Regions from separate parts of the Homo sapiens genome. Here region 1 is linked to region 2. Evidence: chromatin loops called from intact Hi-C (ENCODE). Cell type or tissue: dorsolateral prefrontal cortex. All regions are shown on one strand. Links, peaks and the distances in the headings refer to the core of each region. The heading gives the core; the rest is flanking DNA. Region 1 holds the start of SLC7A14 (solute carrier family 7 member 14). Region 2 overlaps SLC7A14-AS1 (SLC7A14 antisense RNA 1).

The links. Hi-C counts contacts between places; a loop is a spot of excess contacts. Peaks named below come from ENCODE experiments on the same cell type or tissue, not always from the same donor. Only the 100,000 strongest peaks of a DNase experiment are listed, where the experiment ranks them.
Region 1: a loop joins it to region 2, with 1.8 times the contacts of the local background. A loop is called at or near these places in 1 of 110 quality-filtered maps.

The regions. Positions count from the first base shown.
Region 1 is chr3:170,580,828-170,589,160 of GRCh38, forward strand. It overlaps SLC7A14 (solute carrier family 7 member 14), which reads right to left and starts at 5,248. Exons shown (of 8, transcript NM_020949.3): 1 at 5,084-5,248. All of the region lies in intron 2 of SLC7A14-AS1 (SLC7A14 antisense RNA 1), which reads left to right. RefSeq lists a silencer at 3,733-4,027. In dorsolateral prefrontal cortex, for the core only: no CTCF peak of the experiment used is centred there; DNase peaks (open chromatin) are centred at 3,894, 4,614 and 5,234; H3K4me3 peaks cover 2,496 bases; H3K27ac peaks cover 2,160 bases.
Region 2 is chr3:170,639,117-170,647,449 of GRCh38, forward strand. The region is part of intron 2 of SLC7A14-AS1 (SLC7A14 antisense RNA 1); the gene reads left to right. Among named protein-coding and RNA genes, the nearest start is that of SLC7A14, 57 kb to the left of the region's middle. In dorsolateral prefrontal cortex, for the core only: a CTCF peak has its summit at 4,282; DNase peaks (open chromatin) are centred at 1,960 and 4,245; H3K27ac peaks cover 7,455 bases.

The DNA.
Region 1 (8,333 bases), core at 157-8,156, 58 kb before region 2:
AATAGCTTTGTTTCCAGGCTTATTTTCTACAATATCTGAGCACTGTGTTAATCTTTGTGTTATAAGAGAAAAATATTTAAGTATCAAAATCGTGAGCCACTATAGAAGGTATGGCTGCATCTGAAAAGCAGTTTTACTTGACGCATAAATAGCATACACAGATCAAAGTGCGGGAGTAGGTCATAGATGCCAGGTTTGGGAGTAAATGTTAGCCAGATGCATAAGGTTCTCCTAATGACCCCAACAGATTTCAACTTAGAGAATGAATAAAGACTTGTTATTTAAGGTTAGAATCCCTAATGCAAACTCAATAATTCAGTCAAGTTAATGACCTTCACTTTTGTTTTGGTTTAATCAATGCATGAAATAGAATTATTCTTGTTCTGATTGATCTATGAGAATGGATAGAAGCTCATTTCAATTTGTAATTAGTAAAAATATGTTTTGAAAATTATCCCTCTCACCCCCTCACACTGAGGAATATCCATAATGCTTGTATTTTGTTATTTCTGAACCCCTATTACCATGATGGGTTCATTATTGATGATTACTTAAAAACTATTAGTTAAAAGGTAAAAGCTGTTCCAAACAACTTAGATTTCCTAGTTATTATTTTTTTTAATCCTGAGAAGAAAATGTTCAGGACCAAATAAACTAAACAACAAACAATGCACGGTATTTCAATTAATAGAATCTAACCAATCAGAAATTTCAATAACTAAATTTTTTCTTCACCGTTCCACTTTTCAGTGAAATAAATGACCACAAAGGCAAAAATACAGTCATATCAGATTAAAATCATTCAGAAATGCATTCAGCCTGAACTACCCTATTTGTACATTGTACCATATCTATATAAAATAATAAACCATTGCAGATTCAATCATGCTCCTTACAAAGTACTTTCGTATACCTACACTTTGAGTTTTACAATAGTCCTTTGAGATAGTTATGGCAATTCTCATCAACATCTTAGAGATGGAGAAATGGAGCTCTAGAGGGCCTCATAATGTCACCAAGTAGTATGTGACACCTGTACTACTGACTCCAAGTCTTATATTCTTTCCATGTCTATCATACTATGATTACTAAGACAAGATAAACACACACACATGTTATTACATATACATGTAATCTATAAACTTGGATTTTGAATTGGAACTTTCAGATTGTATCTAAGTCAAAATTCATGAAACCAGCAAACCTCATTCATGGAATATTTTACTTTATAGTAACATAGAATTCATATGAAGCAAACTCCAGAGGCTACCAGCTCCTTAAGTAAGACATGCACACTCCTTCATAGCCTAATTGTCCTAGGTATCTTTGGGCTACTGGTGATGTATTAGGCATAAGTGGCTTTTTCTTTCTTTCTTGGCAGAAGATTCAAAGAAGAGTAGGTCCTTACTTCTTCCCAGTTCCTAGTTCTTGGTTGCTGTGAGGGTGTGTTTAGTACTGTCTAAAGCAGCATTTTTCAACACAACTTTCTTAAATGATAAAAATTTTCTGATATCTGCCCTGTCCAACACAGTTGTCATTAGCCATATAGAGTTATTGAGCACTTGAAATATGACTAGTGTGACTGGGGGGCTAAATTTTTAATTTTAAAAAGTTTAATTAAAATTTAATTATAAATAGTTACATGTGGCTAGCAACTACCATGTTGGACAGAGCAGTTCTAGACAGTTTAAGGTTCTGGTTCACAGGGCCCAGAGCACCTCAGCAATAGCATTCTTGACAGATCACCTAGTGAAGGTACAATAGAAGTTATGTATTTAATTACAAATTATACCTTAATTGGCTCTAGAGAAGGTTTGAAGCAGAATGTTGACATTATCAATAAGAAGCCATATGGGAATTTTTAAATAAGAGATAACAAATGGGGAGAATATGTTTGGTAAATATTAAGAGATGAGAGAGCAAAACAGTGTCATTTGAACTGAATTTGAATTTCTAAATGCTATGTTTTGGAGCAGGATGGAACTATCAATTAAATACAAAAATCCAATTGATGAAGATGAGACTTTACTATGAGCTGGAAAGAGAAGAAAGAGGAAATGAACAGAACATCAGGTTCTGCTGTATGTTAGAGCGAACTAGAATCCTAGGACCATCTTTAGTGGAGCCACCTACTTGACAGAATTGTGATAATTCAGTAAAATGATTGATGAAATAACTTCACATAGTGCCTCACATATGATAAGCATTTCATAGATATTAGCACTTATAATGATCTTTATTTATAAAAATCCTTAGGTCTTATTAGGGCCTTTTCCCAGTCCCTATGAGAACATGGGCAGTTGCTTAGGGTAACCAATTTTGGGAAAATTATTTTTTGGGGAATAGGTCATAGAAGAGGAGATATAGACAAGATAGGGCAAGTAAAGAAATGACACACTACCATTCCCATTTGTGAATTGCTGCTTCAGAGAAAACTGTTACTGAGGAAGGTGGGTCATATCTCCCAGGTATGTTGGGTTAGACAACACTGGAATAGTAGGACCAGAGGGGAAAGAGCTGGAAGACAAAGGAGTTGGAAGAAAGGTAAGAGGAATGCTTGTATGTTAAGTGTTTGTATTTTTGGCATGTTGTTTAATTTAGTTCACTGATGCTGACGTTTAGTCAAAGATAATCAAAGAAAGCAGTATGGAAGAGTATTTCAGACACCATGAAATAGTGGGAAAGGCCCTGGGCCTGGAATCAAGTTAACTGGGTTCTAATTTTTCAATCATGTGACTTAGACTAATGACCATCTTTTGGTTTCCAAGTTTTCTTTCTTGTAAAACGATGGTGCTAAATGATATTCAAAGCTATTCTAGTTCTAAAATTCAACAGTATAATTCTAAATATGAAAGTACATGTGGACTCTAGTTCTCCAGACTTCCTGAAGCCCTGCTACTCTTTTAGAAAAGGCTGCTGGTTTAGTTCTCTAACTTGTTTCCATAATATTGGAGCTGAAGTTGTGTGAACAGTGGTATCTCAAGCAGCATGCAAAAGCAGTTGGGAGGGTGGGAGTGCATGACAGTGAGTGGGTGAACGGATTAAAGAGAAAAGGGTTGGAAGAGAGGAGAGTGTGTGAAAGAGAAGAGCAGGCCTCCCTCCTTTGTCATTCTCCTGCTATAATCTCCAATAACAGCTATTCAGAGCCAAATACCAAAATGAAGGCATGAAAATGGCTTGGACTTTGAGTTAAATAGATCTGATTTTGAATCCAATCTCTGGAATCAAGTTTCTGTTTCCTTCTCTGTGTGATACTTTTGGTTGGCAGCTATTGTGAAGTTTAAATGAAATATTATTACCCAGCAGATAGAGGTGTTCAGTACAAATAGGCCTCCCCAAATTGGCTCAATCCTTTCCCCATCTTGCCCATAATATAAAAGACTAGCTAAAGAAACAAACATACAGGGCTGCTTAGCGATCTTTATCTAGAGCATGTAAATAACATGCAGTGGGGAAAGAAGGGTTCTAAGAAGAGGAAAAAGCTACAACCATGAAGCCCCTCCTTTGTGTAGCCTAACAATTCTCTGATTCCTGAAAGCCACAGAAATGTTTATTATCAAAACAGCATCCCTAACTGCCTTTCAACACTTTACCGACAGGAAGTCTCACTGCTCAGGTATAGGAAGTAGAACGAGGAAGCTCCCGAAGTTAGCAAAACTGGATCCTGAAGTGACACCCGCTTCCTGCTCTTCCACTCAGGAAAGCCGGGAACCTTTTCCCAAGCGGAGTCCTGGGGAAGCAGAAAACCGGGAAAGGCAAAGCCCCTTCTTCTCCTGTTTCTCTAGGTCGCTTGCTTAGAACCCTTTAGGGTTCTAACGCAGTTTCTGCTCGCAGGGAATGTGGGCCCTGGCGGTATTAGCACCCAGCCTCTGAGAACTTTCAGCACCGCGGACAGCGCCATTCCCTGCACTCAGTCGGAGGAGGAGAGCTACCTTGCCCCCAGCGCTCTCCTAGACCCTATACCTAGGGGGAGGCAGGGTGACATCCTGCGGCCCTTGGGCAATTCGGGCCAGTGACGTTCACCGACACTCAGGCGGGGATCCCTTCGCCAGAGCCAGTTCCTTTGAGTGTCTCCGCTCAAAATCTCAAGGAAACGAGCTTCACACAGGTGGGGGGATGAGGAGTGCCAGAACAGGAGCGAGCCCCGCTGCTCTAGCCTTCCTGCATCTCTTCTCGCCTTTGCTTTGCTCACTCTTCAATCGCAATATAAAATACTCATTTGGGGAGGGGGCAGGGTGACACAGGAGAGAGAAGGAGGGTGGGGGCTGCATCCCGCGTGGCCACGCAGCCCTAACCTGGCCCTCTTGGATTAGAGGGGAGCTGATGTGCTTTGGAATGGGAGAAGAGAGGAGACTGAGGGTTGAAGCAGTGCAGGAGAGCTCCCCTTGCTGGGGCTGCCGGCTCTGGGCAGGGAGCTTCCCTGGACACCGCTCCCGTCACGTCCTCTTCGCCGCTCCCGGGAGAGTCACCACTCTCCGGGGACAGACGCCCCTCGGGGCGCCACCATCCTGGTCGGGGTGCTGGGCTCGGCGGGAGTCCCTTTGAGGAGTTTGCTCCCAGGTAAAAGGGCAGACGTTGCTCCCGACCTCCCCGGAGTCTGCGGCCGGAAAAGCGTCTCCGTTTCATGGTCTCGGTCCGAGGCGGAGAACGGAGCTGCCCGTGCGGGGTGCGCGCCAAGGCGGGGGACAGGACGGGCCCGGCGTCTGCCGAGACCTAGGCTGCCCGCATTCCGCTCGCGGCTCCCCTTCTGCCTCCCGCTCTAGCGGCGCCGGAGCCGCGCTGGCCCCCGCCCCGCCCGGCAGCTCCCGCGAGTCAGAGCCCGGTGCCCCCAGACCGCGGGCAGTCGGGGCCTCATTCCGGGCCAGAGCAGGAAAGAGCCCGACCCACCTCCTCGGTTCTTCCAGGGAACCCCTTCTCGGAGGGCGCCCTGGGCCTCCGCGCCATATTCCTGGTCCCCCGCTCCCGGTGACTCCGGCTCCCTGGGTCATTCCGGGAGAGGCGGCCATCCCAGTTGCAGGGGTCCCGCTGGGGCGCGGGGGGCGCGGAGGGGGACAAACGGCAGCGAAGGGGGCCGTTCACTTACCGGGGTCGGGGCTGGAGGCGACGAGCTGGCTGCCAAGGCTGGTGGCTGGCAGTCCGCACTTACTGCGCGGAGCTGTCTCTCTAGCTGGGATGGGAAGTGGTGGTGGCGGCAAAGGAAGGCAGGAGGCAGCCGCTGCTGCTGAACAGCTCCTCAATTATTCAGATTGGGCCCCCACCCCCCGAACCCCTCCCCGTGCCTGCTCGTCCTCCCTCCAGCTCGCCTGTCTCCGCCTCCTTGGAGTCACATGGCCTGCCCAACCCCTTACATACTGGGCCCAAGCCTGGCACCAGACCACCTCCCACCTGGCCCCCCTGCCTTCCCCTCTGTCTGCCGCTCACAACTCCTCGCTGGCCTTCTGAGCCTCCAGTTGTGACCTCCAGTGTCTTATGTCAGGCTGCAGGGAGGTTGAGGGGGCCGTGGATGGGGGCAGTTCTTTGCCCTGGGAAAGCAGGGACCAGCAGGACTCTGCAATGTCTGTGCGTTGGGAAGGCATCTGCCGCAGCTCTGCCCCTGCTAGACTGGGCTGTCCAGACCTCCTTCCTGCCCTCTGGAAGCTTCCCTCATCCTCTGCGGAGCCTTCGTTGCTCTTAAACTTCCACATCCCTGAGCCCTACAGGAAAGAAAAAATGAGAGAGGTTGATTTCTCCTCTCCTCCTAAAGAAGACAAGACCCACCTCTGTCTTCAAAGCTTAAGTTTATCGTTGGGTTCACAACATCTTATGGGTGCAAAGATCATGGACTTGAGATTTGAAGAGCCATTAGGATTCCAATCTGTATGACCTTGGAGCATTTAACTTTCTAGCTTTTCTTCTCTCGTCTGTGAAATAACCACCTTGCAGTATTGTCATGAGATTGAGAAATCATCATGTTCTTAGAATTGCCTAGCCTAGAGTTGGACAGGTATTTGGAGCTCAATAAAGGAGAGTTCTTTTTCCCCCACCTTTGTTAAAATAAATTTCACAAGGCAAGAAGGATGTGATGTGTGCTAATACAGTGAAAGCATCTTTTAAACATGGAAGGAGGCATCTGTGAGGTCAGGCTAGACAAGTACCAGTCTAAACGGAGACAAGAGTGAGATAAGGTTTCTGTTTTGTATTAGCTCCTTTAAGATGAGTGTCCTAGAGCCAGGTTATGTCCCAAAAGGATTGGGACTAGATGGGACCAACCCAGGCATGCTTGGCCACATCACCGAATGAATTATTTAACAAGCATTGAGTAGACTGATTTGGATGAAAGTTATCTACATAAATTCTTGCACTTTGGCCCAAGCCCTCAAAACACATGGGAGGCAACAAAATGTAACTCTCCTATCCTTGGAAATGAATTCACTGGGCTTGTGTTTGGGGAGAATACTGGCTGACTGATACTCCTCTAGGGTGGAGCAGTTCAAATCTAGCTCTACTTTGTGGGTCTGCCCTGGGCTCTTCCCAGAAAGTTGCTTGATCATTGCCAGGACAGTCTTGGTTAGTCCACCTACCTCAAGCTTGTTACTGCCTTCGATGAGCATCTAAGCCTGACAATATCCCCATATTTTAAGCTTTGAGTAGTTCTGCAGGATATGTTAGACCTCCTGGGATCACCAAGAAGCTGTGAGACATTGTAGGAAAAGTGCAAAGTTAAAAAATCAGAAATTTGGAATCTCAGTGCAGGTTCTGCCAGCTACTTATCATATGATTTTTCACAAATCACTTAAATTGTCAGACTCTCATCTTCAGAATGGGAAAGGAATGTCTACCTGCCTTCTATATAAGATGGTTGTGATGTTTAGATGGGATAGCACATGAGAAGTCACTGTAAAAGGTAAAGAGTATGAATACTATGGGCTGAAGAAAACCCTGAGTCTATTCTAGTCCAAATGAATTATGAGGGTGATAAGATGGGAAGATGGGATTTGTCATGGAATATGCAGCTACTAAAATGTTGGTGTGTTGCTCTAAGTCTGCATGTATGCCTGTAGCTCAGGGGATGTGATTATTGGAGAACTGCATTCTTTGTTTCACCTTTTTCTGGATAAATTTCTGATTTAAATCTCCATATTTCCCTGGCCTTTTATTTCTGGAACACCAGCCACAATCACAATAGTTATGAATATTTACTATCTGAGAAAAGTTTGTGCCTATATTTCAAGACAGCAGGGTTTAGACTTTTCTGCCTTTGCTAGGTAAAATTGACTTGGGTTGGTAATTCAAAATGGCTTCGATTTCAAAGAAAAAAAATTTGGATTCTAGGAACAAACTCTAGACATTCATCAGCAGCTTGAATGATGATATGTGTTTCTAGTCCACTGCCAATAAACTCAATGAAATCCTCACACAAACCAGGAACTCCTGGAACCCTCCAACCTTAAGCAGATTCCAATCCTATCTCCTGGTGTACTTCCCCTTAATATTCTTTGGAAATTGCTAATCTGGACCTCTTTGTATTTAGGGAGACTAAAAGACCAGAAAGTGTCAACCATGCTTCTATATATACCACTGAAAAAATTGTCTGGGCTAGGTAAAATGCTGCTTCTGACTCCTGCCTACCTCTCCACTGACATCAAGAAACATGAGAAAGGGAAAAATAAGCATGAAATCATTTAATTTGGCCATGATGCCTTTATGAGCAGTTACCTGGACAAGCATAAATTTCAGAAAATTTTGAACAGTTTCACCAGAAATTGCTCAAGGACTCTGAATATATATTTTTTCAAAGCAGTTTTAAATGTCCAAGGCAACTTTACCCAGTGAAGAGCAGAAAAGGAAACTTAGAGAACCGATCTTGCATAGATTGCAGTAGAAAGTTATACCTTAGCAATGATTTCTTGTAAAGGTTTCCCTTGGGTCCTCCCTTACTTATAAGCTCTTGTCTTTTGCATGATGATTGTTGACTTTATCATAAGCCACTGCAAACACTTTCCAGCTGTAAGTAGAGCATTAATGAACAAAGAAATATAAATGCAGCAGACAAAAATTTAATTATTTAGAGCCATGCACAGCCGCAACAATTGGTGAAGTTCCAGAGTTCAACAATGATCTTACAAAGTGACTACTAACTAGATCTTTAAAGTACACATCCTTGTTTTCTTGTTCCTACAGTTGAAATGTGGAAGTGTTGATTCATGTATTCAACATATTCTAGACACTTAGGATACAGCCATGAACAATACAGAAATGGTTCTGCTCTCCTTGAGCTTACAGTCTAGAGCAGGGGGTCAGACCACAAACAAGTAAACAAAGCAGTGGAGATAAGTATCATGATGGAAATACAA
Region 2 (8,333 bases), core at 142-8,141:
TGGGCCTTCTCCTAAAGACCTAAGGTCCTGGCCTGACTTCAGAAAAGATGACTATCAGCAAGCTGGCCCCTGGTCTACAGAGGAGTGTAACTGTCGCCTGATCTCAGATTAGTGACTATAATTTCCTCCTGTTTTCACAAGAAAGGCTTCAGTTTTAATGGGGTGAAATTCGGAAATGCCTGGGTATTTACTGGACACTAAGCTCTATGGAAAATGAAGCCACTTGGAGTACCATGATGGCCCAGGCTGGATTCACTGTGGGCCACATCCAAGCAGTCGGTCTGAACTGGAAAGAAGTTTAAAGATTTTCCTGGGGAAAGTGGCTCAGCCTAGATAACATGAGTGGTTGATGGAGGCAGATAAGAGTTTTCCCAGAACCAACTGGTCTTCCGAGGTTGGGTTACAGCATGCAGAACCCAACAATGCTGGTACATTCTCCCAGAACCAGTGTTGGACCAGGTACTAATGATTTAAGTCTCAACAGAGGCTTGAAAACGATGGGGCAAGATTGAGTTTTGTTGTAGGAGATAGTGAAACCCAGAATGTGGGAATGTTGTGGGGTGACAGAGTTAATTTTACAGCTAAGATCATGCTTGTGCCATGCTTGAACATCCTGAGATGTCACCCTCTCCATTCATTTCAGAATTACTCTGCATTGTATTACCAGCCAATGCTTCCTGCTCCTTCTCATTTATTCATGAATAAATTTCACCACAGGAGATTCCAAAGACAATATTTATTAGAAAAATTTTTATTATCAGAAGCTGATATAATAGTCACAGGGATGAGACTTAGACATGGATTCCCTGACCATGGCCCAGTGATGGGGCCTCCTTCTCTCTTTCCCACCCTGCTGTAACAGAGACAACTACTTTACCAGGACCTATGTGTTGCTGTTGGCAATGACTACATTAATAGACTGTTAGTGATGAGGAGAACACAGTATAGTTTGTGATTATGTACACACACACACACGCACACTTTTTCTTCTTGATTCTATAATGTATGAATGGCAAATACTAGGAACAGTTGCCATCAATCAATTCCCTTTCTCAAAACTGTGTCAGATCAGATATTCATAATTAATGATCATGACTGTCCTACCATCCAATAGTAATTGCCATGGAGGATGAAACCCTGCCTCAAAGGTGCCATGTATTGCCTTAAGAAGTAGCTTGAAATAGATATATGCTGCCAGAGCAGTTTACCAGGAATGGAGAAATCTCCCAACTGCAGTCAGAGGGCCAGGCCTCAGCTTCACTGCCATAAGAAAATTGGAAAATTTTCCCCTATTACACCTAGTTTTAAGTAAGTTAATTACTAAGAAACTAGCCCATCATTCTGTAGTAAAAACAGGAAGTCATCATAGTTTTTTGATGGGTAAGTAATGTTATTAGAGCTGTTTTTCAGTAAGATTGATCTTGCAACTACATGGAGGATGAATGGCTGAGGTGCGGCAGAGAGAATACCTTACATAAGGTGTGCCGACTTGGAGAGGGCTCCAGGGTAGGAGGTCCCAGACTGCCTCTCTCTGGTCTTGGACCAGGCAAGCTGTGGGACTGAGCAAAAGTTTTTATATTCCAAAGGACTCTGAATTTGGCTGTCTTTGCACAAGTCCAAGGCCCATAACATTGTGAGCTCCCCTTATCCTACACACATGGCCCACCTGTACGGGGCTTACACCTGTGCTGAGACCACACCCCTGCCTTCCCTCCACAGCTGCAGCACCAGCCAACCAGAGCAGAAGGGTCTAGGAGACCACAGCTACCCCTTTGTGCCTGGCTGATTTTAGTGAAAGATGCTTTGTGTGTTCATTGAGGCATCACTGTGTCATCTCTGCACAAAGAGGTTTCCTATGTCAGATGAACCCTTTCTTTGATGCCTTCCCCTCCCCTTTCTGACAATGCATTGACTGAGGCAAGCCATTTGAAACATCCTCCAGGGAGACAATGTGCCTTGGAGCCTGTGACCCAGTTATGGCTGGGGGTTGGGGACCCAGACCCTTGGAAGCCAGGCCACAGTGAGACCTCAGGATGGTCCCACAGCACCTCTAGGGTTCCCCTTGTACTCATCAGGCTCCTTGCTTAGACATGACTTTTGACTGCAAAACGGAGCTGGCCTATCGGCAGAGAGAGTTTGAAGCTTCTCATGGTGTTTACATTAGTTTGTCTAAACAGACCCAGAAAGAAAATTGCTTCTGTGCTTAACAAATGAGAAAAAGAAAGACAACAAAGGAGAGTTGATTCCCAAAGAATGTAAGATAGAGTCCCAGCAATGGAGCCTGAGCTTCAGCTGTTAGGAAAGCTAGCTCCATTCCTTATCACAAGAGGGTGGAGACAGCCCAGAGCCTGACTCCCCAAGACCTTTCTCTTCTCCTGTCTCCAAAATGGTCTGAGCTGACAAGGGAGAGTACGTAAAATGGTGTTCTGGCAGACAAGTTCTCTTAACTGTAAGGGGCATGTTTAGAAAATGGAAAAGAGACAATGGCTGACTCAATAGGACCTCTGCCCAGGGCCACAGTGGCACCAGCCCAAGGCTGTGTCCAGTCAACACCCCAGAAAGTTCTGTCAGACCTCTGGTGGAGAAACAAAGTGTCATGTCACACAAAAGGTGTCACTCTCTCAGGAGGCTGGAAAAATGAATGTGCAGATTTCTTGGGGGAGGCTGTGGTGTTGTTGAACTCATGCACATGGCAGAGCACAGCTGCCCAGAGAGGCTTATTCTGTGGAATTTGAGTTGAGGTGGATGCCGACTGGATAGCTCATGGCCCTCTACAGAGCTTGTGGCTGCACTCAGCCACCTCCTTCCTGGACTAACTCTCTTGCTATTGCTGCTTAGCAAATGAATCTTGGCTACAAGCGCATGTTGAGCTGGAGCCATCTTGAGTCTGCAAGGGCACTCGGGCTGCAAATTCACATTCTCTCCTACAGGCTCCTGCTCCCGCCCACTCTCCTTCCATTCCTGCTTCCCATTCCCTCTTCCCCCTGTCTTCTGTCTTCACCTTAACAGTATTCTACTCCCCTCCCCCATTTTCCCCTCCTCTTCTGAATTGACCACTTCCCTCTTTCTAGAACTTAACAAGTATTTTGGAAAGCATTTTTTTTTGTATGTGCATGCCAAGAATAAGGAGGACCGGGACCCAGGAGCAGCTCTGTCATTTAGCCAGCTGAATCACCTTGGACAAGCCACCTGGACCCCAGTCTGCCACATGGTCTATATGTTTACTTAAGCTTTTGAATGAGTAATAATATGGCACCAACAGTTAGAAGTTTTTTTTTTTTTTGACACTGTTTCGTTCTGTAGCCCAGGCTGGAGTGCAGTGGTGCGATCTCGGCTCACTGCAACCTCAGCCTCCTGGGTTCAAGCAATTCTCCTTCCTCGGCCTCCCGGGTAGCTGGGACTACAGGCGCACGCCACCATGCCTGGCTAATTGTTTGTATTTTTAGTAGAGAGGGGGTTTCACCATGTTAACCAGGATGGTGTGGATCTCCTGACCTCGTGATCGGCCCGCCTCAGCCTCCCAAAGTGCTGGGATTACAGGTGTGAGCCACCGTGCCCAGCCTAGTTAAAAGTTTTATAGTGAAAATTCTGCCTCGCATCCCCAGCCATGCAGTTCCCCTCTCTATAGGCAAACAAGATGAAAGTCATACCTGTTATAAGCAAACACACACACACACACACACACACACACACACACACACATATACTCTTAGCCTTTTTCTCCATTTTCACACAAACAGTAGCATACCATAGGCACAGCTTAGCACCTTGGGTTCTTCATCTAAGGTATCTCAGAGATCTTTCCATATCAGCACATGGAGAGCTACCTCAGTCTTCCTTACAGGTGCTTAGCATTCCATTGAACATCAGTCCTCTCCTGATGGTTACTGAAGCTGCTTCCAGTGTTGTACTCTGCTGCCGTGTTGCAGTGAATAACCTTGCTTATACATCATTGTGCCTGTGTGTGAGCAGATCTGTGGCATAAAGTCCACAAAGCAGAATTTCCAGGTCAGACAGAATGAAAGAGACAGCATAGATGAGCACATACTAATTTGATGTGCAACCTCAGAGAAGGTACTTGACATTTCTGGGCCTCATTTTCTTCTTTGTAAAGGAGAGGGGTTGCCCTGAACGACCTGCAGTTTCTTTCCACCTTGGAAGTCCCTGGGATTCAGAACCTCCCGCCTGTGAGGAGTTTGGCAAAGATCATTGGTCTGGCCCTTGTGATCTGCCCATGAACACAGTGTATCTGTGTCCAGGCCACCACAGCCAGCTGGGAGCCAAAATTTATTCTGTACACAGCCAACAGAGCAGAACTTGAAGAGCCAAGTCCAAGGGCCAGGCCTGACCTCATTTGTCCTTAAGTGGCATCTCTTCTGTTTTGACCTCTTTAAAGGTAGCTGCTTTTGCAGGCTTTGTGGAAATCAGAGGGAGCATGGAGGTATTTTGCTTCAATTTACAGAACTGAGGAAAATGAGTGAGCTAAATATACTTAAGATGAGTGGAGTGAAGCATTAGCCAGAATGCTGGAGGTACAAAGACTTAAATTAATAGGAAACTTACCAGGAGATTATTCAACAATGCAATCAACCAACCATGCAGGTTTTGTTTGTGCGTTGACTAAAAACAAGCCTGCTTGATGGTTTTGCCCTCTATGAATGTTGAGATTATGTGCTAGTAGGCTAAGTTTTAAGATAACCAGAGCCAACATAAGGACTTTCTGCATGCACTCTGATGCTCACTGTTATCATTGATCAGATTTGGGAATCATAGAATGTTTGGCTTGAAAGAGGCTGTAGGGATCACTAAAGCAAGCCTCTTGCTTGTGTACAGATTAGGAGATGGAAACCAGAAGTGGGGAAGTGCACCAGGGCTGTCGTAAGTGCAAGGGAAAGGGCCCTGTAAACAGACCCAGCTCCCAGGGTGGGTGGGGTGGCAGGACGTGCATTAAGCAGGTGGAAGAAGGCATCTAGAGGACACTGCAACAGGCGTGCACTCCCCAGTGACACAGCTGGTATGCATGAGGGGCCCAGCAGTGCATAGAAGGTGGAATTGTAAGCCTGGGAGCAGGCAGGATTCAGAAATCAGGCAAAAGCTTAAGAAACCTCTAATAAAGGGAGAAGGATTAATGAGGGCTCCAATCTTAGAAGGCCCATGTGTCTCTGGTCAGGTTGCTGAGACTCTGATATGTTTTGGCTGTGTCCTCACCCAAATCTCATCTTGAATTGTTACACTTCTTGTGTGAAGTGATACAATTCAATCACTTTAATTCAAGTGATTGAATTGTATCACTTCTTGTGATAGTGAGTTCTCATGAGATCTGATGGTTTTATAAGGGGGGCTTTTCCCCCTTTGCATGGCACTTCTCCTTCCTGCCACCATGTGCAGAAGGACATGTTTGCTTCCCTTTCTGCCATAATTGTAAGTTTCCTGAGGCCTCCCCAGCCATGCTGAACTGTGAGTCAATTAAATCTCTTTCCTCTGTAAATTACCCAGTCTTGGGTATGACTTTATTAGCAGCACGAGAACAGGCTAATACAGACACAAACACAAACACAAGGGCCGGCAGGGGCAAATATTGGATTCCAGGGCTGAGGCACGCCATGGGTACAGAGCAGAAGTGCAGCTGCCAGAATGGGGACCCAAGCAAGGGTGATCTGATTTTGAGCAGTACCTCCTTGTGTCACCCAGTCTTGGTTCTAGAGACTTGGAAGGTAAGCCTGTAAATGGAAACAGGCCAGCCAGAGAGGGGAAAAGGGAACCAGGAAGCAGGCCAGGCTCCAGTCACCAGGTGGTTCTAATTACCTCCTAGATAAATTCCCCTCAAGTCCTTCCCTCCTCCCTCTACAGCTTCACTGTTGTGCTTGTTCAGGTTCCCAGCTTCAGCTTTACCTCCTCCTGAAAGCCATCTCTCTTTCCCAAAAGAGGTCTGGTTCCTACAGTTCCTATATCCCAGGAGTTCTCAAGTCTGGCTGTGGGTCCAAATGGAGAATTTTTTTTTTTTACTTTAAGTTTTGGGATACATGTGCAGAATGTGCAGGTTTGTTACACAGGTATACGTGTGCCATGGTAGTTTGCTGCACCTATCAATTTTTCATCTAAATTTTAAGTCCCTCATGCATTAGGTGTTTGCCCTAATGCTCTCCTTCCCCTTGCCCCCCCAAGCCCCTGACAGGCCCCACTATGTGTTGTTCCCCTCCCTGTGTCCATGTGTTCTCATTGTTCAACTCCCACTTATGAGTGAGAACATGCGGTGTTTGGTTTTCTGTTCCTGTGTTAGTTTGCTGAGAATGATGGCTTCCAGCTTCATCCTTGTCCCTGCAAAGGACATGATCTCATTCTTTTTTATGACTGTGTAGTATTCCATGGTGTATATGTGCCACATATTCTTTATCCAGTCTATCATTGATGGGCATTTGGGATTTGGGTTGGTTCCAAGTTTTTGCTATTGTAAATAGTGCTGCAATAAACATATGTGTGCATGTGTCTTTATAGCAGAATGATTCATAATTCTTTGGGTATATACTCAGTAATGGGATTGCTGGGTCATATGGTATTTCTGGTTCTAGATCCTTGAGAAATCACCCCACTGTCTTCCACAATGGTTGAACTAATTTACACTCCCACCAGCAGTGTAAAAGTGTCCCTCTTTCTCCACAGCCTCACCGGCATCTGTTGTTTCCTGACTTTTTAATAATCACCATTCTGACTGACGTGAGATGGTATCTCATTGTGGTTTTGATTTGCATTGCTCTAATGACCAGTGATGATGAGCTTTTTTTCATATGTTTGTTGGCTGCATAAATGTCTTCTTTTGAGAAGTGTCTGTTTATATCCTTTGCCCATTTTTTGATGGGGTTGTTTGTTTTTTTCTAGTAAATTTGTTTAAGTTCTTTGTAGATTCTGGATATTAGATCTTTGTCAGATGGGTAGATTGCAAAGTTTTTCTCCTATTCTGTAGGTTGCCTGTTCACTCTGATGATAGTTTCTTTTGCTGTGCAGAAGCTCTTTTGTTTAGTTAGATTTCATTTGTCAATTTTGGCTTTTGTTGCAATTGCTTTTGGTGTTTTAGTCATGAAATCTGTGCCCATGCCTATGTCCTGAATGGTATTGTCTAGGTTTTCTTCTAGCGTTTTTATGATTTCAGGCTTTACATTTAAGTCTTTAATCCATCTTGAGTTAATTTTTGGATAGGGTGTAAGGAAGGGGTCCAGTTTCAGTTTTCTACATATGACTAGCCAGTTTTCCCAAAACCATTTATTAAACAGGAAATCCTTTCCCCATTCTTGTTTTTGTCAGGTCTGTCAAAGATCAGATGGTATAGATGTGTGGTGTTATTTCTGAGGCCTCTGTTCAGTTCCATTGGTCTATATATCTGTTTTGGTACCAGTACCATGCTGTTTTGGTTACTGTAGCCTTGTAGCATAATTTGAAGTCAGGTAACATGATGCCTCCAGCTTTGTTCTTTTTGCTTAGGATGGTCTTGGCTATATGAGCTCTTTTTTTGTTCCATATGAAATTTAAAGTAGTTTTTTTTAATTCTGTGAAGAAAGTCAATGGTAGCTTGATGGGATTCCCAATGGTGGGAATAGCATTGAATCTATAAATTACTTTGGGCAATATGGCCATTTTCATTGATTCTTCCTATCCAGGAGCATGGAATGTTTTTCCATTTGTTTGTGTCCTCTCTTATTTCCTTGAGCAGTGCTTTGTAGTTCTCCTTGAAGAGGTCCTTCACATCTTTTGTAAGTTGTATTCTTAGATATTTTATTCTCTTTGTAGCAATTGTGAATGGGAGTTCATTCATGATTTAGTTATCTTCTTGTCTACTGTTGGTGTATAGGAATTCTTATAATTTTTACACATTGATTTTGTATCTTGAGACTTTGCTGAAGTTGCTTATCAGCTTAAAGAGTTTTTGGGCTGAGACGATGGGGTTTTCTAAATATACAATCATGTCATCTGCAAACAGAGATGATTTGACTTCCTCTCTTCCTATTTCAATATGCACTGTTTCTTTCTATTGCCTGATTGCCCTGGTCGGAACTTCCAATACTATGTTGAACAGGAGTGGTGAGAGACACCACTCTTGTCTTGCACTGGTTTTCAAAGGGAATACTTCCAGTTTTTGCCCATCCAGTATAATATTGGCTATGGGTTTGTCATAAATATCTCTTATTATTTTGAGATACGTTCCATCAATACCTAGTTTACTGAGAGTTTTTAGCATGAAGGGATGTTGAATTTTATCAAAGGCCTTTTCTGCATCTATTGAGATAATCATGTGGTTTTTGTCATTGGTTCTGTTTATGTGATGGATTACATTTATTAAT